Linked DNA regions of Homo sapiens: all the other regions are linked to region 4. A link is a contact called in ENCODE Hi-C or POLR2A ChIA-PET data. All regions are on one chromosome and are shown on one strand. Each heading gives the region's core, a stretch centred on a gene start or an enhancer-like site at or near the end of the contact. The rest is flanking DNA. Distances are from core to core; before and after follow the strand shown. Region 1 holds the start of SNX1 (sorting nexin 1). Region 2 holds the start of SNX22 (sorting nexin 22). Region 3 holds the start of USP3-AS1 (USP3 antisense RNA 1). Region 4 holds the start of PARP16 (poly(ADP-ribose) polymerase family member 16).

The links. Hi-C counts contacts between places; a loop is a spot of excess contacts on that map. ChIA-PET counts read pairs that join two places held with the same protein, here RNA polymerase II (POLR2A). Pooled maps may share reads with other maps.
Region 1: a map of naive thymus-derived CD4-positive, alpha-beta T cell shows a loop between it and region 4 (8-fold over the local background). The contact joins the promoter of SNX1 here to the promoter of PARP16 in region 4. A Hi-C loop is called at or near these places in 2 of 168 maps with a recorded cell type or tissue (CD8-positive, alpha-beta T cell and naive thymus-derived CD4-positive, alpha-beta T cell), 1 of 37 single-sample maps with no recorded cell type and 10 of 50 pooled maps.
Region 2: a loop to region 4 is called in a pooled map, with 2.7 times the contacts of the local background. The contact joins the promoter of SNX22 here to the promoter of PARP16 in region 4. A Hi-C loop is called at or near these places in 5 of 168 maps with a recorded cell type or tissue (B cell, CD4-positive, alpha-beta memory T cell, CD8-positive, alpha-beta T cell and 1 more), 2 of 37 single-sample maps with no recorded cell type and 15 of 50 pooled maps.
Region 3: a loop to region 4 is called in a pooled map, with 6 times the contacts of the local background. The contact joins the promoter of USP3-AS1 here to the promoter of PARP16 in region 4. A Hi-C loop is called at or near these places in 4 of 50 pooled maps. POLR2A ChIA-PET finds 5 or more read pairs at or near these places in 2 of 52 experiments (WTC11 and activated CD8-positive, alpha-beta memory T cell).

Annotation. Positions count from the first base shown.
Region 1 is chr15:64,093,172-64,097,896 of GRCh38, forward strand. SNX1 (sorting nexin 1) reads left to right here and starts at 2,811. Exons shown (of 15, transcript NM_003099.5): 1 at 2,811-3,001. The coding sequence starts at 2,843. It overlaps CIAO2A (cytosolic iron-sulfur assembly component 2A), which reads right to left and starts at 667. Exons shown (of 5, transcript NM_032231.7): 1 at 474-667. The coding sequence starts at 597. RefSeq lists enhancers at 1-304, 350-1,079, 2,795-2,914, 3,055-3,134.
Region 2 is chr15:64,148,952-64,153,703 of GRCh38, forward strand. It overlaps SNX22 (sorting nexin 22), which reads left to right and starts at 2,780. Exons shown (of 7, transcript NM_024798.3): 1 at 2,780-2,899; 2 at 3,292-3,375; 3 at 3,687-3,791; 4 at 4,294-4,388; 5 at 4,701-4,733. The coding sequence starts at 2,825. RefSeq lists enhancers at 1,439-1,548, 4,476-4,705, 4,729-4,752 and silencers at 2,466-2,905, 3,106-3,485.
Region 3 is chr15:63,599,512-63,604,387 of GRCh38, forward strand. It overlaps USP3-AS1 (USP3 antisense RNA 1), which reads right to left and starts at 1,316. Exons shown (of 3, transcript NR_034080.1): 1 at 1,078-1,316. It overlaps FBXL22 (F-box and leucine rich repeat protein 22), which reads left to right. Exons shown (of 2, transcript NM_001367807.1): 2 at 1,186-1,730. The coding sequence ends at 1,528. RefSeq lists enhancers at 433-1,150, 1,413-2,230 and silencers at 1,218-1,507, 1,928-2,057.
Region 4 is chr15:65,284,053-65,288,614 of GRCh38, forward strand. It overlaps PARP16 (poly(ADP-ribose) polymerase family member 16), which reads right to left and starts at 2,831. Exons shown (of 6, transcript NM_001316943.2): 1 at 2,201-2,831. The coding sequence starts at 2,374. SNORA24B (small nucleolar RNA, H/ACA box 24B) reads right to left here and starts at 1,539; the gene lies at 1,409-1,539. RefSeq lists a silencer at 2,516-3,075 and an enhancer at 3,226-3,275.

The sequences.
Region 1 (4,725 bases), core at 1,561-4,060, 1.2 Mb before region 4:
TAGAGTGGCTGTGACCTTGGGCCAGTCCCCAACTCGACTGTCACCCACAAGCGCCCTCAGCGGTAGCAAGAGTGCGTGTCCAGGAGCTAGAGAACGAGGCTCTAGTAGTGCAATCAGGCCAGCTTTGCTTCCTAACCAGGCACCCTAGACTTGTGGTCTCCCCACAAGTCTTGGAATGGTTACTAAGACGTAGGCCACACGTGGAGAATGAAGCTTTTAAGACCTCTGGGTTCGGCTTGCCCCAGGTTTACGAAGAGCCCAGTTCCCAGAAAGACCCACACCCCCCACGTGACTTAGGACCCCGAAGAAAGCGCCTGCTACGCCCCGGACAAGATCTGGCCAAAAACAAACAAACAAACAAACAAAAAAAAAGGTCTCCCCTCCCAGCCCTCAGGTGAGGCCATCATCCCCGCACCCCTCAGCTCCGGCCTGCACCTATAACGCCAAATGCTGTGCTGGGTAAAATTAATTACCATAAACTTCTAGCGCTTTCTCTTCCATGATCCGGGGCTGCCGGGCAGCTCCCGGCTCAGAGAGGCCGGAGAGCCACAGGACTCTGCTCAGCGTCCAGGAGAGCAGCCCGGACACCCGCTGCATCTTCACGCTCAGCCATCCCTGGCGACTGTCCCAATCGCGCCACCGTCTCTCAGCAGCCTCGGGATTGATCAACTTCCTGGTCTTCAAATGGGCCGAGACAAGCCTAAAGGTTCAGGAGAGCAGAGAAAAGGCGGGGCCAGACGGAGTAGCTCGAAGGACCTAGGGAAGGGGCCTCAAGGACTACAAGTTCCAGCGTGCTTTGCTCGATTTCGGCGGGACAAAAACAATCTTCGCGGCTCGTCAGCACATTGCATGCTGGGATGCGTGAGCTATTTTCTTCGGAAGGCAGCGAATTGTATTCTGGGACTTGTAGTGTCCGCCTGGTAGAAGTGGATGTAACGGTCTGTTAACCGCGACTGACTCACTCAGTATCCGTGATAAGTTAAAGATGAATCCTGAAGGGGTAGGGGAAAGGAGATCTTGAGTTCTCCAGCACGGAGACTCTTTACAATTATTTCTCCGCGGGATCCGCTGACAGCCAACGTCTTTCTTACTTCCTGATCGGACAGGAAGTAGGTTTCAGTTGCTGTGAAAAGGGATGTCATGGGAAGCCAGTGAGGTAGTCAGGTATGGCATGGGGAGGGCTTTTTGGCTTTCTCGTCTCCTAAGGGACTCAGTCCAGCACAGCTTCCCACCTTTGAACGAATATTTCTGCTAATGGCCTCCAAAGACAACTTAGAACATAAGTTTTCCCGTGTCTAATGTGTACAGTGGTGACATAATGGAGATCGCCATCCTTAAAAGTGTATCTTGGCCGGGCGCGATGGCTCACGCCTATAATCCCAGCACTTTGGGAGGCCGAGGCGGGCGGATCACCTGAGGTCAGGAGTTCGAGACCAGCCTGGCCAACATGGGCAAACCCCGTCTCTACTAAAAAATACAAAAATTAGCTGGGCGTGGTGGCAGGGGCCTTAATCCCAGCTACTTGGGAGGCAGAGGCAGGAGAATCGTTTGAACTCAGGAGGCAGAGGTTGCAGTGAACCAAGATCGAGCCATTGCACTCAAGCCTGGGGGAGAAGAGCGAGACTTCCCTCAAAAAAAAAAAAAAAAAAAAAAGTGTATCTTAAGCCCTCTGGTGTTCGTGGGTGTGATGGATGCCAGTAACAAAATCGATTTTATTTTATCCATCCATCCCTCCGATCAAATTTGTAGGTACTAATTTGCCATAGGTGATCCATAGGCATGGAAGATACAAAGATAAAACGCTGCCCCCGCCTTCAAACAGCTCACATGACCTGTGAGGGAGTCCATCCCTGAATTTGCAGTTACAACCAAACTAACTAAACCTCTTGTCAAAGTTGGTGACAAATGCCATTTCTATTGAGAAGATAGGATTATCTTGCAGAATTGTCCCATGCTAACATGCCCATTTATCTTTAAACTCCAGTCTTGTTTGTCTAGTTAATGTAGGCCTTAGGATCACCAGACAATGAATTGCTTAGGTCCCAAGGAAATTTTGGTCAGGGTTCAATAATTTCCCTGCCGTCTATTCCACTCCACTTACTCCACAGCAATTGAGAGGATAATCCTAACATTTTTCCAGCCAAATCTAGGACACTGAGGCCTCACTTCATCTGTGAGGCCTCCCTACTTCTCCAAGCAGAATTGATTATCTCTTTCCCTGTGCTCCCACAGGGCACCATAGCATTGAACATGTCGAACTGTCGATTAAATACCTGATTTCTGTATCTGAAACTCACAGCAAGGTGCCAGGCATACAGTAGATGCTCAGTATCTGTATTTCTTAATGAATTAACTGAATGTTGCTCAAGGAATAAGTGGTGAAGCTTTCTTCTAGTCTTGTTCAGATACCTCAATCGAAATATTTATTGACTCTCTGTGAGGGCATTGTGCTTGGCATGGGTAGATGGCATGTAGAGGTTTTCAAACATTTTAGTGACACTCCTTCATTCAGACGAACTCTTAGAAGCCTGTTGGATAAAGCTATCCAGAGCACAAAGGGCCCTAGAAACCTGAGCAGCCCCTAACTCCTACTTTTCTGCCCCTTTGGCCCCACTCGTTAATATCTCAGCATCGCGAACCAGGCCTCGGATTTGCTGCGCAGCCTCAGCTGGCCGGGTGCCGCCCCGCCCCCAGCGCCTAAGCCCCGCCCCTAGGTCTCCGCCCCTCGGATCCCACGGGGTCCCTTGCGGCCCTCCCACTCCTCGCACCGTTGGATCGCTTTGCTCACGGCGCTATCTCTCGATAAAGTTGTTGTTGCGGCTTCCGCCGCGGGTGGAAGAAGATGGCGTCGGGTGGTGGTGGCTGTAGCGCTTCGGAGAGACTGCCTCCGCCCTTCCCCGGCCTGGAGCCGGAGTCCGAGGGGGCGGCCGGGGGATCAGAACCCGAGGCTGGGGACAGCGACACCGAGGGGGAGGACATTTTCACCGGCGCCGCGGTGGTCGTGAGTTTGCACCCCTCGGGGTAGCAGGCGGGAGGGCACCCCGAAAGGGAAGAGAGGCTAAGCGAGAATCGGGGAGGTTGGGCAGAGTGGGCCCGGTGAGACCTTGCCTCGGTGTCAGCAGTCCGGGCCCCGGGGACCCTGGATGTGCTCGAAGCGGTAGAGCTTGGCTTCCCGGCCCCCAGGCGGGAAGAGTAAAGAATGAGGGTTGTGGTGCCTTCGTCGGCTAGCTCCCTAACAGCCGAGAACCGCCGACGCCGTCCTTTGACCCTGCAGTGTGGTGACACTCCACGGATCCACGGGGTTATTTTGCAGGTCGTGTCCTGCCAAGGCAGATTCAGTAGGACGGAATAAGCGAATGGGATGCAGACCTTTCCCCCGTCTTACTGCTTCTAAGATGAATAGCGTTATGTGGACTAGCCTGGGGTGGTGACCCGCCCACCAGTTCTTTCTTTAGCCCAGCATTTACCGATAATAACCAAAGGCCCTTTCTGGATCTTAGTTTACAAAAGTTATGTTGATTCTTCTGATCTCTAGGAAAATCAGGCCAGAGGCTGGTGGACAGAAGGCACTGCCAGATAAATCACTACATAGATCAGAAAGCTTTCTCCTTTTTAAAGGGATGTGTTCAAGTGCCCACGTACCTCACTGGGAGCAAATCTGAAATGTGATGAGGAAATGGTGTTTCCCGTAATGTTACCGGTAGGAGGCCCTTGAGTGTAGGTTGTCGAGGTTCTTGGCATTTTGAACAAATAATTGGACAAAACGCACAAAATAACAAAGGAATGAAACACAAACGAAGCAGCGAAAGCAGGAATTTATTAAAGCGAGAAAGCACCCCACAGGGTGTGAGTGGGCCGGAGCAAGGGGCTCAAGAGCCCACTTACAAAGTTTTCTGGATTTTAAGTGCTCCTTTTATGGTTCCTATGGGTTACCCCTTATCTGGATGAAGGATTTGGTCTGTGGCTAAAGGCCGAGGTGAATTGGCGTCCTGTGCAGATGAACGGATGGTCCCTGCTTGGCCTGCGGCCAGTCTAAGGCACTCTCCCTTTCCATGTGAGACGTGGTGGATGGGGAGGGTTGCAGGGATAGTAGCCTTTGATCCTTTGCCACTCGGGCGTGGGCAGATGGGTTTTTTCCTTTTGGTTTAGCTTTAGGAAGTTGGCCTTAATTGGCCTTAGGTTCCCTGCCCCCAAACCCAGGGGGTTCCTTTTGGGAATTCAGCTTTGGGAAGTCAGCACGAATTGGCCTTAGATTCCTTGCCCCCAGACCTTGGTGTTTTCTCTTTTAGAAAGTTAACGTAAGTTGACCTCAGATTCCCTGCCCCCAAACCTTGGTGTTTTTCCTTGATTCAGCATGAATTGCCCTTAAGTTCCCTGCCTCCAGACCCTATTCTCCTGCCTCAGTAATAAATATCCGGGTCTCTAATAAGAGTTAGGTATTAGAAAAAAATAATCTTTGTAATGTGGAAATCAGTAATCAGTTATGGAACCAGTAGAGATGTTTTGGGCTATTTTATGAGAATATTTACTCATACCACTTGGTATAGGTTGTTCCAGGCTGTAAAATTCAATGCTGGGTCTGTGAATTTATCTGTTTGGCATAATGCTTCTCTTCACAGTAGCTACTCAGTGTGTAACCAACTAAATAAAACAGCTATAAATTCTTTATGCAACATGTGGTCTGAAAAAGTTTGAGGCTTTCCTCATTTGTGTCAGATTTTCCCT
Region 2 (4,752 bases), core at 1,530-4,029, 1.1 Mb before region 4:
TCTTGTTGTCCCACCATGCAGGCAGCCTCTAACCCTTCAGCAGACGCTGCTCCTTCCCCTCCCTAGTTTTTTCTCAGCATACCCCCACTGCCCATTCATTCATATAGTCTTTCAATCACAAATATTATCCATATAGTCTTTCAACCCAAATGTTTTTGAGACACACAGTAACCAAACAATAATTGCAGACTGTAATATGTGCATAGAAAAGGTCATATGATAGGGTGGTCAAGAAGGAAGCCTCAGCTGGGTGAGGTGGCTCACGCCTGTTATCCCAGCACTTTGGGAGGTCAAGGTGGGTGCATAGCTTTAGCCCAGGAGTTCGAGACCAGCCTGGCCAACATGGCCAAACTCCGTCTCTACAAAAAATACAAAAATTAGCTGGGTGTGGTGGTGCGCACCTGTAGTCCCAGTTACTCAGGAGGCTGAGGTGGGAAAATCACCTAAGCTGCAGTGAGCCCTGTGGTTGCGTCACTGCACTCCAGCCTGGGTGACTGGAGTGAGGCCCTGTCTCAAAAAAAAAAACAAAAACAAAAACAAACAAACAAAAAAAAACCTTTTTGAGTTGAGTTTTAGGCTAAGAATTGGAGGATGAGCTCAATCCTTGAAGAGTCAAGGAAGGGTGCCCCCAGGTGGAGCAAACAGCCTAATGCAAAGGCCCTGAGGCAGGAAAGAGCTTGTCAGGTTGGAAGAGCCTAGTGCATGATGGGGAGAGGAGAGGAAATGAGGTGGAAGATGGAGGCTGGGCTGGGTTGTTTACAGCTTTGTGGATTGCATAGAGAGAGTGGGTTTTATTCTAAGTGCAGTGGGAAACATTGGAAGGTTTTAAGCACATGCCTTGATAACAGTTTGTGCTGCAGGGTAGAGAATGGACGTTCTATTGGGGATGAAGGCAGGAAAAAATGGAGACTCACAGACAGAGGGGCAGACAGTCATTAGGATGAGGACCAAGAAGTCTGAGGATCCCAGGAGAGGCCTCCCTGGACAGTGGGAGTTGGGGAGGCCCTGTAGGCCAGGGAAAGCTGGGTCCCTGAATGATGGGGCCGTAGGGAGGAAATGAAAGCACAGCACTTCTCCTCACTCTGGGCTGCTTTTCTTCTAGGGGACCCCACTAGAATCTGGGAAGTTTCAGCTTCCTGATTCTGTGGTCCTTGTGTGATGCAATTTGGAAAAAGAGAATGTGGGACATGATATTGGTGAGACCTGTTTGCCCCATTTTGGGGTCGTCATCTCAGCCCTTCTCTGGGGGCAGGGCTGGGGATGGAGGTTTTTTGCTCCAGCTCAGAGGCGTCTCTGCAGAAGCAGGGGAGGGGTGAGTCCCCTCAACCCCAGCCCCGAAGACAGGCACTCTGCTTCCTCCTGCCCACCCCAAGACCTCCCACTACGTATGAGCTTTGGAAGGCAGGGCCTCGCCTCTCTGCATGTCACGGGGCCTTTGTGGGGGAAGTCAGTGGAGTAGAGGACCTGCCATGGTGCTGCTGATAGCAGCTCTCCGACAGCTGAAGGGTGCAGGGCTGAGAGGTGGGAGCAGAGGTCCTTTCCAGCACATGGCCTGAGAGAGTTCTGGATCAAAATCCTGCCACATATCCAGGAAGAACCTGCCCGGAGGGGTGGACAAGAGCAACCCGGTGCCACCCCCCAAAGTCTCTCTTCCCATCCACTGCCCTGTGCCCACTTATCCTAGTCATCCAGGAGAAGCCCACAGTCAAGCTGCTGCTCAATGCTTCTGTTAAGGGCCTAACATGAATCATCTCACTTTTTTTTTTTTTTAAGACAGAGTCTTGCTGTTGCCCAGTCTGGAGTGCAATGGTTTGATCTCGGCTCACTGCAACCTCCGCCTCTCAGGTTCAAGTGATTCTCCCGCCTCAGCCTCCTGAGTAGCTGGGATTACAGGCATGTGCCACCACACCTGGTTGATTTTTGTATTTTTAGTAGGTACGGGGTTTCACCATGTTGGTCAGGCTGGTCTCGAACTCCTGACCTCAGGTGATCCGCCTACCTCGGCCTCCCAAAGTGCTGGGATTACAGGCGTGAGCCACCGCGCCCGGCCAAATCATCTCACTTTATACACTTGCCTGAAGGAGCCACGTTATCCCTATTTTGCAGATGAGCAAAGGTCTACGGAGCTCCTGAAATCCAGGCAGTCTGACGTCCAAATCGGAGTCTAGGTCCCTAAACTGCCTCTTCCCCACAAACAGCCTGGAGCCCCTTAGGGTTGGAAGATATGAGTGAATGGATGGATGAAAACAATGAATGAATGGGGGGGCCTGTGGATGCTGGGGAAAGGGGCATCAAAGCTGGACTGGGTCCAAGCCTTGCTCAGGTGTGGCCTCAGCCGGGGAATCCAGATCACAATTTCAGGGACCAGGCTGAAAGGAGGGAAAGGCTCGGGAAGGGACTGAGGAACCCAAGACAGGTCCCTGGTTGGCCCCAGGACCGGCGCTGAGGCCCGGGCCCCGCCTCCGTCCGCGCCTGGAGCCACAGGCCGTCCTTGGTAGGCGCTTAACTCAGGTTGGGTGACATTTTCGCTCGCCAGTTCCTGGCATCAGTGAGTGCTCCGTCAATGTTTGACAAACGGTTGACTCCACTGCCCCGCGCTGTGGGCGCACTAGACTTCGGGGGCGGCGTCCAGGTCCCGCCTAATCTTCTAGGCTCAGGACCCGCGGCGCAAGGGAACGCCCGGGGCGGGGTCGCCTGGGGGCGGGGCCTGGGGTGGGGCCTGCGGACCGAGGGGGCGGAGCCGGCCGCCCCGGGGTCCTCAGTCCGCTCCGGGAGAGTTAGGGCTCCGAGCCGAGCGCGCGGAGCAGCTGGGGCCGGGGCGCGGATGCTGGAAGTTCACATCCCGTCGGTGGGGCCCGAGGCCGAGGGGCCCAGGCAGAGCCCGGAGAAAAGCCACATGGTGAGCGCGGCCCCTGGATGGGGAGGGGCGCCGGGACCCGCAGGATTTCCCCGCGCTGCGCTCAGTGGGGACCCGGGGCCCGGGCCTGGGTGAACGAGCGCTGCGGGCTGGACCGTCGGGGGAAACCTTGTCGAGGGTTTGGGGGCCGCTTGGATTTGCCAGCCTCGCGGACCATGGTTCGAGCTCTTGAGGGACCCCAGGGCTCCGAGGGGCAGGTCCGCCAGCCGGTTCTCCCAGGTGTGCGGGAGCGGAGAGTCCCCGGGCAGCCGCGGCGCCGCAAGGCCGCTTTGTGCCTTTGAGAGCGGGAGGGTGGGCACGTCGCCAGGCGCAGGTGCTGCGGCGTCCTCCCGCGGGGCCTCACGCGCAGACCCGCTGCCCGCCCGCGCCGCCAGGTGTTCCGAGTGGAGGTGCTGTGCAGCGGGCGCAGACACACGGTGCCAAGGCGCTACAGCGAGTTCCACGCGCTGCACAAGCGGGTGAGGCGGCGCCGACCTCCCACCGGCCCCGGCCCAGCCTCTGTCCAGCCCCCGCCCAGGCCCTGTGAGGCGGGCGGGCGAGCCCCAGCCTCCGCCACCCCCATTACTGCCTCAGTCCCTGCGCAGCCGGTCAGCCCCCGGGCCTCTGTGGGTGGGTTGGGGCCTTCCTCGCCCTCGGCCGGTCCACCACTCACCAGGGTCTGTCCCAGTAGAGCCCGAAGGCGGGGGCGCGGGAGGGCTTCTGGCTGGGGCGAAGAGGGCTTGAGGGCTCAGTCGGGATGCTGTGATCGCACGCGGTAAACCTCCAGTAGATCAAGAAGCTGTACAAAGTGCCCGACTTCCCCTCGAAACGCCTGCCCAACTGGAGGACCAGAGGGTTGGAACAGCGCCGGCAGGGCTTGGAGGCTTACATCCAGGTATGCGAGAGCACAGTTGGTTGCCCCCCGGCCTTCTGTGCCAGGGGTGTGGCCCAGACAGAGAGGTGTGGGGGCATGGCAGGGAGGGAACCCACAACTTGGGGATGTTATTCACCACCTCAAGCATCAATTTTCTGAGTCTAATATAGGTCCAAACACCCCCCTCTGGCTTGTTGAAAGGACTGAAAGAGGTAACGGACACAGGTAGTCCCAGCTCCATGAAACCCAGGTCCTGTCCCCTCCATGGTGAGGTCCTGTGCTGCCCTCCTGATGGCATGTAGGGTGAGGGTCCTTCCCCCAACAGCAAAGCTATGCCGCGTCATGGGGTACAACCTGTGCACACAGCGCCCAGCGCCCAGAAGGGCCCTGAGCCTGGTTCAACGCTCTGCTGTCATTGTCGTGAAATTCTTTTTTTGGAACAAAGAGCCCTGCATTTTCACTGGCACTGCGCTATGCAAATTAGTAGCTGGGTCTGATTGCAGGTCTCCTCTGTCCTCTCCAGGGCATCCTGTACCTGAACCAGGAGGTGCCCAAGGAGTTACTGGAATTCCTGAGACTTCGGCACTTCCCCACAGACCCCAAGGCTAGCAACTGGGGGTAAGGGGGGCCGATGGCGGGGGCCAGGGGCTGTCAGCAGTGAGCAGGTGAGGAAAGGTGTTGGAGGGCAAGCCCTTTCTTTTCACATCTGCCAGGATCCAGCATGACCGCCCTCACCAGCTCTCTTGACCTGGGTGGAGGGGCTTTTTTTTGGACAGACTTGGTTACCCCCGCCACCTCCGGAACTGGGGCTTGTTACAAATAGAAGCAGTGGTCCCCTGGGAGGTGCAGTTCTGGGCTCTGGTGTCTCCACCCCTTCCTCACGCTCCCCCGGCATCCCCAGGCAGCTTACAGTGTTTCTCTTCTCTTCAGCACCCTGAGGGAGTTCCTGCCTGGCGACAGCAGGCAAGTCAAAGCCCTAGCC
Region 3 (4,876 bases), core at 66-2,565, 1.7 Mb before region 4:
TTCTTCATGTACAAAACTGGGGGTGCAGAGGTTGACGGGGTGACTAATGAGGGCACACAAACCTGAAGGAGGCCCGGGCTCGGTGTGACACCTGGCTGCACCCAACATATTTAAGTTCCTTACTTCCCTCCCCTGGCACAAAGGAGCCGAGCTGGCACAGCCAGGGGCAGTCACGGAGCTGCGGGGGAGGCTGGCAGGGAAAGGGAAACGCTTCCCCAGCCCAGACTCTAGCTCCCTCTGGCTGCGGGGAGCCAAGGCCCCGGCCCATTAGTCGGTCCTTCTGGACTGGAAGCAGGCTGGTCCCGTTTGTTTCCAGGGAAAGCGGGTTAGGACTGCCTGTGGAAGGCCCCGTTGCAGGCTCCTCACAACCCCAGTGGTAGACATTATTCCCCCCACGCAGAGGAAATGAAGGCTCCGTGAGTGACTGACACGGCGATAAACCAAGTCTAACTTGGCTCAAGATCTTTTCTTTGCTGGGAGGGGCTGGTGAGGCTGCAGCAGAGGGTCCCCCAAGCTTTCTGGCCAAGCGACCTGGGTGGGTGTCCGTGACTGTACCTGCTCAGGGCTTGCCTCTAGCTGCCTCCGAACCCTACCCTTTTCCAGGCTGGTGGCCCAGGGGATGCAGGAACAGCTCTAGTCTACTAAGCTGAACCCGGACTCAATGCTAACGCGTGCCCCCACCGCCTTGAGGGTTGGGATGGGCCTGTCACTAGGCCACCTCCAAGGAAACAAATCCCTCTTCCCACTCACGTCCCGCCGGGACATTCAGGGGCCTCAGCTTGAAGCTAGACTGGAGCAATCGCCAAGCACCGCTCCCCTGCAAGGCAGCACATCCAGAGCGAAACAAAGAGTCAAGGGTTGTGGCTCCTGGAACCGGCATTCCCTCTGTCCACAGCCGCCCCAGGACTCTGCTGGGCCGGGGTCGGGGCTTCCCACTAGGGGCTCCCAAGGCTACGAGCCAAGAACCCACGCAGATGAAGGTACGGTGGGGTGCAGGGGCAGAAAGAGGAGGGAAAATGGGCCGGCCAGAAAGCCGACTTGGAACCCTGCAGTGTCATCGCAGCCAAGTGTCTTCACCTCGCAGGGCCCGAGTCCTCCTCGGTAAATGAGTCCACTCGGTCCCATGGGGCGGTTGGGTAGCTTTAACAAGCCAGTGAGCCCCGGGTCACCGCACTCTCCTCACAGGTGCCCCAACCTGGCGTCCGTCACGCTCTCGGGCTGCGGCCACGTTACCGACGACTGCCTGGCGCGCCTGCTGCGCTGCTGCCCACGCCTGCGCGCACTGCGCCTGGAGAACTGCGCGCGCGTCACCAACCGCACGTTGGCTGCCGTGGCGGCGGACGGGCGCGCGCTGCAGACATTGCACGTGGACTTCTGCCGCAACGTGAGCGCGGCCGGCCTGCGCCGCCTGCGCGCCGCGTGCCCGCGCCTGGCCCTGCGGGCAGAGCACAGCGCCGCCATGCTGCCCGACCAGCCCCCGCGCCCGCGCGCGCCCGCCGCGGCCCTCGGCAAGCTGCTGCAGCGCTAGACGCCGCCCCGCCGCTGCCCCCGGGGAAGGAGCGCAGCCCCAGACCGTCCTGGCTTCGAACCCAGCTCTTCCACCTTCAGACCACCACCGCATATTCTGAGCCTCATTTTCCCCGTCTGCACAGTGGGGATAAGAAAGCCTACCTCACGTTACGATTTTATACATAGGATAAACGCAAGATTAAATGGATATTTGGAAAACACTCGGCTGGTTCTCACTCAACACCACCGCCTTTCCCCTCTTGCTTCCGCCCCAGGCTTTCTGCTGTGCGCTCCCCACGGAGGCGGGAGGCGCCTGCACCGTCCTCGGGGACTCCGATCGCCGTTGGACCGAAATCACCTCGGTGGGGAGGACCTGACCACTCGGAGTTCGCCGACTTGCGCTCGGGGGTGACGGGGGCCAGGGCTGCCGCGCGCAGGGGTCTGGGGAGCCTCCGGGCGGAGCGACCCAGCGAGACCCCGCCGGCTCCCGGAGTGTCCTGGGGACCGCCACCTCCAGGAGCCCCGGTGGTGATCTCGGTGAAGCAGGAGGAGGGGAAGCAGGGGCGCACGGGCAGAAGGAGCCACCGAGCCGCTCCTCCTTGCGGTTTTGCCCGCACGCGCGTCTGCCCGCCCACCTTTCCTGGGGCGGATGCGTTCCCGCAGTGACCGCACTCGCGATTGTAGAAAATTCGCTCCCAATTGTTGAATGCTTACATAAACTGCATAGTTACCCATATTTTCTACTGTTCTCATAAGGGAAAAAGAAATGATTTGGAAGAAAAAAAAAGCCTCAAACTAAACAAAAACAAAACCAGCAGCCCTGGCTAAGCTTTTGATAATGGAACCATTATAAGCTGACAAGCTAGATTTTTCACCTGTTGGATTTGCTGGACATGAGCACAAGCCTAGGCTTCCAATTTGAATTTCAGGGCTGTAGTCACTGATGTGTCACATTTAGTGAAGGCTCTCGGCCCCCCGGCAGCCGCCTGGTCCTGGGTCACTGGGGAGAATTCTGGGTGGGTGGAAGAGGCGAGGAGCACTGTGATGGGCGCTGTTCACACTCCGGCTCCACCCAGCGCCAGCTGCGACAAAGCCCTTTACCCCTCCCAGGCCAGGTGTTTCTTCTGTGTGAAAGAGGAGCTTGATCCCTACTCACAGGTTCCTTAATTCATTGCTCAAATAGGGAAACGGCAAGGAAAAAGACAAATTCTGTTCTCATGAAGCTTACCTTCTAGTGGGGGAAGAGACAACAGGTAACTGGTATATAAGAGGGTAGAAGGGCCAGGTGCGGTGGCTCAATGCCTGTAATCCCAGCACTTTAGGAGGCCAAGATGGGCGATTCACGAGGTCAGGAGATCGAGACCATCCTGGCTAACAAGGTGAAACCCCCGTCTGTACTAAAAAAAAATACAAAAAATTAGCCGGGCGTGGTGGCGGGCACCTGTAGTCCCAGCTACTCAGGAGGCTGAGGCAGGAGAATGGCGTGAACCCGGGAGGCGGAGCTTGCAGTGAGCCAAGATCGTGCCACTGCACTCCAGCCTGGGCGACAGAGAGACTCTTGTCTCAAAAAAAAAAAAAAAAAAAAAAAAATGGTAGAAAGTATTTGGAAAAAAGTGCAGGCTGTAACAAGGGCTATTAGGGATTGCTGGCAAGAGATTGGGGGGTGAAGCCTCTGAGAAAGGGTTGACCAATGTAAGCCTCACTGAGAAGATGACATCTGAGGCATGAAGTGAGGCAGGGGGCATAGATACTCCTGGCAGAGGAACAGTCAGTGCAGAGGCCGCGGACTACAGGCATGGCTCATGTGCAAGGAGATCAGAGTGGCTGGAGCAGAGTGAATGAGGAGGGAAGCTGAGTAGCAGGTATCTGAGAAGCAATGCAGCCCGCAGCTTAACTTCAACATGCTTTTAAACTTTTTTCCCATTCTCTTGAGTTTCAAGATATAACCTTGAGGAAACTCAAAATCCTTTCTCCTTAGCCTTAAAATAGACTCCACGTCCCTCCCCTTTCTCACCAGATATGCTCCCTTTTCATTTATCTAACTGTATGCTACTATTTAATTGTGTGATGTCTTAGAAGTTTCAGTGGCTAATCTTGAGACAGACCAAGCCTGGAGACCCAGCTGCAAACCTCCAAAAATTACTTCAAAATGGCTAATTAACAACCTGACCATTGTTAAAATAATGTCAATCCGAGGTCCAGGTGGACTGAAGCCCAAGATAGCCACCAGAACAAAACACACAGACATCATACTCAGCCCATTTCTTGCATGCCTTCCTTATCAAGTCTTCCCTTTTAAAAACCCTAAAAATTGCTTTCCCCTCTAAAAATTGAAGCAGTTACTTTAAATAGCAATCTGGCTACTTCCCCCTTTACTAGTTTTGGGTAATAAATTTGCTTTTTATTACTAGACTTCGTTCTTGTTAATTCAAGCATCTGCACCTGCTTTGTTTGGTTATGGTAAGGGATGGGGGTAGCAGTGGATGGACAGATTAATGTGAGGAAGAAATGAGAGATGAAGGTTCCCCCTCAGCCCAACCTACCCCCAGAAGGAACCAGGGCGCCATGCACAGATGATAGGTGAAGTCCCAGCGGCCCTGGATTTTGTTCCAGGCAGAACATGTGGACAGGCAAGCAGCACCCTGTCCCACACCAGCCCTTCTGGGGACTGCCAAAGGGCTCCGGGCTGGGGCAGTGCTTACTCCAGAAACAGGGTAGCCACAGTAAGCCCTGGCCCAGCATAATCCCTTTGTCAGGAGAGCCAGCTCTGTCACACCACCAGCTGCAGTGGAGTGGCAGGACTCTGCTACTAGCCTGTGAGACACAGGCTGCTTTTTGGTGATTTCTCAGTTTGCCCACCATTGCTTTGCACTCTGGAGAGGCGTTGTTGGGAACGAATTTTTCTCCCATTACTCTGAACACTGTTGAAAGCAAGCTCAGGCTTCCAGGGGGTTGAATGTTTGTCTACAACAGAGCCACTTAAACCCCAGGCCTTTGTTTTCATCTTCTCCAAAAAGCCCCAATTTCTAGTATGTTCTATTTGTCCTAAATTGGTGGCTTAGCCTGGACAACAACAGGATCCTGGCTTCAGGATCTAATGGATCTGGGTTTCCATCCCATTTCCCTCACTTTCTAGCTCTGTGACCAAGGACAGATTGGCCCTCTCCAAACCTGTTTTCTTATCTGAGTACTAAGGATAACAAGGGAACCTTGCTTTTGGGGTTCTTTTAAGGACTGTGATTATGTAAAGCAGGGGTCACTATAGGTTGAGCTAGAATGGGGTAACCTGCATTCCCCGACAACCCCCCTTTCCCATGGAAGCTCTTTTGTAGTAAGGGTTAAGTTCCCAGTTAACCCTCCAATGCCA
Region 4 (4,562 bases), core at 1,581-4,080:
CTCAACCTCCTAGGAATGATAGCAAAGGAGGAACCAAACACTGATGATTTCATCAGAGATAACGCTAAACACGTGTTGATTCTAAATACCTCCTTTAATCTATCAATGTGGTTCGTGCCATTAACTGATTGCCTAATATTGAACTAATTTTGCATTCCTGGGATGAACCCAACCTGGTCATAAGGAATTACCCTTTTTTATACATTGCTAGCTTTAAGATCCTAATACCTTGAAGATAATTTTTGCATTCATACTCATGACATTGGCCTATAATTTTCTTTCCTCTTTTTTTTTTTTTTTTTTTTTTTTTGAGACAGTCTTGCTCTGTTGCCCAGGCTGGAGTGCAGTGGGGCGATCTCGGCTCACTGCTACCTCTGCCTCCCAGGTCCCAGTTCAAGCAATTCTCCTGCCTCAGCCTCCTGAGTAGCTGGGATTACCAGCATGCACCACCATAATGGTGAGACAGGGTTTTACCATATTGTCCAGGCTGGTCTTGAACTCCTGACCTCGTGATCCACCCGCCTCAGCCTCCCAAAGTGCTGGGATTACAGGTGTGAGCCACCGCACTCGGCCTATAATTTTCTTTTTTTGTATCACCCTTATCAGATTTAGGGTCAAGGTTATGCTAGCCTCTTTTTTAATACTCTGTGTAAAACTGGGAATTACTTATTCCCTCAGTGATTGCTACAACTCACCAATGACACCAGCTACGTCCAGAGTTTTCTTTGAGGGAAAATCCTTGACTACTAATCCAACGTCTTTTTTTTTTTTTTTTTTTTTTTTGAGAGAGAGACTTGCTGTGTTGCCCAGGCTGGAGGGCAGTGGTGTGATTACAGCTCATTGCAGCCTCGACCTCTTGGACTCAAGCCATCCTCCCGCCTCAGCCTCCCAAGTAGCTGGGACTACAGGCGTGCATCACCACACTCAGCTAATTTAAAGAAATCTTTTTTGCCTAGGCTGGTCTCAAACGATCCTCTTGCCTTGCCTTCCCAAAGTCCTTGGGATTACAGGCATGAGCCACTCAGCCTTTTTCTTCTTTTTCTACAATAGTCTAGAAAAGTTCGCCCAATAACCTGGCACCCTCCAGGTTTTTTTTTTTTTTTTAATGGAGTTTCATTCTTGTTGCCCAGGCTGGACTGCAATGGCGCAATCTCGGCTCACCACAACGTCCGCCTCCCGGGTTCAAGCGATTCTCCTGTCTCAGCTTCCAGAGTAGCTGGGATTACAGGCATGCGCCACCACGCCCGGCTAACTTTTTGTATTTTTAATAGAGACGGGATTTCTCCATGTTGGTCAGGTTGGTCTTGAACTCCCAACCTCAGGTAATCTGCCCGCCTTGGCCTCCCAAAGTGCTGGGATTACAAGCATGAGCCACCGAGCCTGGCCCCTCCAAGTTTTTAACAGTGAAGAATGTTACTTGTGCAAGTCAGAATCTGATACCAATTAAATGGTGACAGCTTTGCTGGTAAACAAGAATATGCTCTTCCATGGCAAGGAAGGGAGACTGCCACACTTGACAGGTCCCAAAGATACATGGAGTTCAGTGTCTTTAATGAATATCAGCTATTGGCGATTTCAATTTTCTGCTTTTTATTGAATCGATTTTGGTAAGTTATATTTTTCTAGGCAATTCCAAACATTTGGATTATAAGGATAACTGATATCTTGAATGCTGACCCAGAGGTGAACTCTGCAAAAAAAGTGCCTGGTGAATCAGAGAAATAACAGCTTACATATGTACTGGATGTTACAGTTTATAAAAGTACTGCCCATAGATCACCTCATCTGAAGACCAATGTCTGGGCGGCTTTGGTGACTTTTTGGTGTCTAATTATTTGCAAAAGGATGGATAACTTTCTAGCTAAGCAAAACAGCTGATTCACATCAACCCTATTCCTGGCCAGGCTAGAAAATCTGTGGAGGACTATGCAACTATTCCTCACTTCAGTCCTCGGAGTCATTTGTCATTGACAGGAGAGAAGCAGCCACCAAGTGCCTTGGGAGTGAGCGTTGACATGAGGGTGTTAGCAGTGTTCTTAGCTCATGGAAACCTTCCCCAAGGCAAGGCAAGACCAAGCTGGGAATGGAAAGTCTGGCGGCTGTCATGTTTACTAATGCGGATGGAACTGCCTCTACCTGTGGTTCCACAGGGCACTTGGTCCAGGACGCAGTGGGCAGCGCCAGGACAAAGCACACTCACCAGGGCTTCAAAGTCCTTACAGTCGCCGCGGGCGTAGGACGCGGGGAAGGGCCGCAGCACCGAGTCGCGCTTGTAGCTCTGCAGGGCCGAGGCGAAGAGGCTGCACCGGAGGTCGGCGGCCAGCATGTCGCGGCCCGCCGCCTCCCTGGCGGCCGCCCAGCCTGAGGGCTGCATCCCAGGTCACTGCGCGTTGCCGGGGTAGACGCGCTGGTTAGGGGCAAGGGCGAGCGTGCGTTCAGCGCGGGGGCTGGGCCCGCGGACAATGGGCCGTCAGGGGCCGGGTTCCCAAGCCTGGGGTGGAGCTAGGCAGGGGGCTGAGATGACAGGGGTGAGAACGTGCCGACAAGTGTCCTCTGCCGGGGTCTGGGCCGCGGCTCGCCGCCGAAGAGAGAGACCGAGGCCTGGACCGCGGGTCGGCGGGGAGGTTGGGCCCAGGGATAAAGGAACTGGGGCTGGTGGGGGGGAGGGGTTCCCGGCCTAGGGGAAGGGCTATGACAATGGAATGACAACCGCGGGAACGTGCTGACACGTGTCCTCCGCGGAGGCCTGGGGCGGGAAGCAGCCCCCGGGGGACGGCGGGCAGAGCCCACTCTCCGCGACGGGCGAGGCTGCTGCGCCGCGCGCGCCTTCCTGCCCCGCCTCCCGCCGCGCCGCCGAAGTCCCGCCTCTCGCCAAGCTGCCCGCGGCGCCACCTGTCTTCCGCCTGCAGCTCACGTCCGCTTGCCTTGCCCGGCCTACCTCCCCTCCCGCCGCCGCGCTCCGCCCGGCCCAGCCGAGGGCCCGCCCCTTCGCGCCCCAGCCAGCTCCACCGTACGGGTTGTGCCCGCCCCTCCCAGACCCCGATCACCCGCAGCTACGAGAGTTGCCGCCGCCAGTGTGTGCCGGGCGACGTCGCCCACGCCCCTGCCAGCCATCCTCACAGCAGCAGCAGCCCTGGTAGAAATTGATGTGGGCACCCTCTCGACCCGCCCCTGTACTTGTCTTTGTCCCAGCTCTGCGGACTGAGCCTACCTCTCTTCCTTGGGGTATTAATGCTACCTATTGTCTCTCTTGAATCTTTTCCCTCCAAAACTGCACAGAAGGAGCCATTTAACACCCAGGGAAACTGAGGCTTAGAGTGCTGCAATGCTTGCCCAAGATCCCACAGCCAGATGGGTAAATCTAGGATTCACACCGAGATCTTTGGAAAACCAAAAGACTTTTCCTCTGCTTTTCAGCCTCCAGAATTCTCTGAATTGCTTAAGTCTCTGGCCTCAAATGCCCCAAGATCCTCCTTGGGAGACCTCTCTGACAGGGAGCTTGGGGGAGAGCAGAGGGGCATTGACTTAACTCTGCTGGAGGGTAAGGACTAGACTCCCATCCCCTCTCCCTACTCAGAACCTTCATTAGAGAAAACCCCAAAGTGTGACCTCATGGTCACATGCAAATCTAAACACAGACCATTGTGCTTAAACCAACACACCGCACACACTCCTACCCTGCAGGATCTTCTGAGGAAGAAACTTCTCCTTCTGCATCCAGGCTGTGCTGGGCCCTGGACTCAGAGGAGAGGTGGTCCCATGCCATTGGATTGCATCTATGACTTCGGGAGGTAGGGCGAAGACTGGTCCCCCAGACACCACAGAGCTTCCCATCTTCTTTTGCCAGGTAAAGGTTGGGGGCTGCTCCCAGGAGCCCACATCAAATCTGTTTGCTCTGAGGCCTAGAACCACAAGGCCCCTAGTGCTTCAAAAGCCATGGGGGTTCTCATAGGACCCAGGAACTCTAAGGTGGCTTCTGAAGCTCAGACCCCAGGAAGGGAGAGCTTGGAGTGGGTCAGGAGACCAGGGAACCATCTCTCATTCCACCTCTTCTTCATTGCAGGCCCTTAGACAAAAGCCACCCTCTGATACCTCCTTGGCCTCAAGAATTGTTTGTTGGGTGGATATATAAAATTTGCTTATCTGAAGATATTTGTCACATATGATATGAGAATCATAGTGATAATATTCACATCACAGGGTGGTGTGGAAGGGCCTCTGATGGCCAGCATTCTCATGACTTAGCTCATGCAGAATATTAGAATTCTTTTTAATTCTTGTCAATTCCATAGACACAAAGTTGAATTTCATTATAGTTTTAATTTGCATTTACTTGATAGTGAAACTGAATGTTCTTATGTTTACTTTATTCTTCTAGATTTTATCAGAATTTGCTAAGGTGGTCTCAGAACCACATTTCTTGTGGAGGGGTTTCAGCCCTGCTTATATAAATTTGATATAATCCACAGACCATACAATTCACCCATTTAAAGTGTACAATTTAATAGTTTTTAGTACATTCACAGATATGTGAAACTGTCACAATCAATTTTAGAATATTT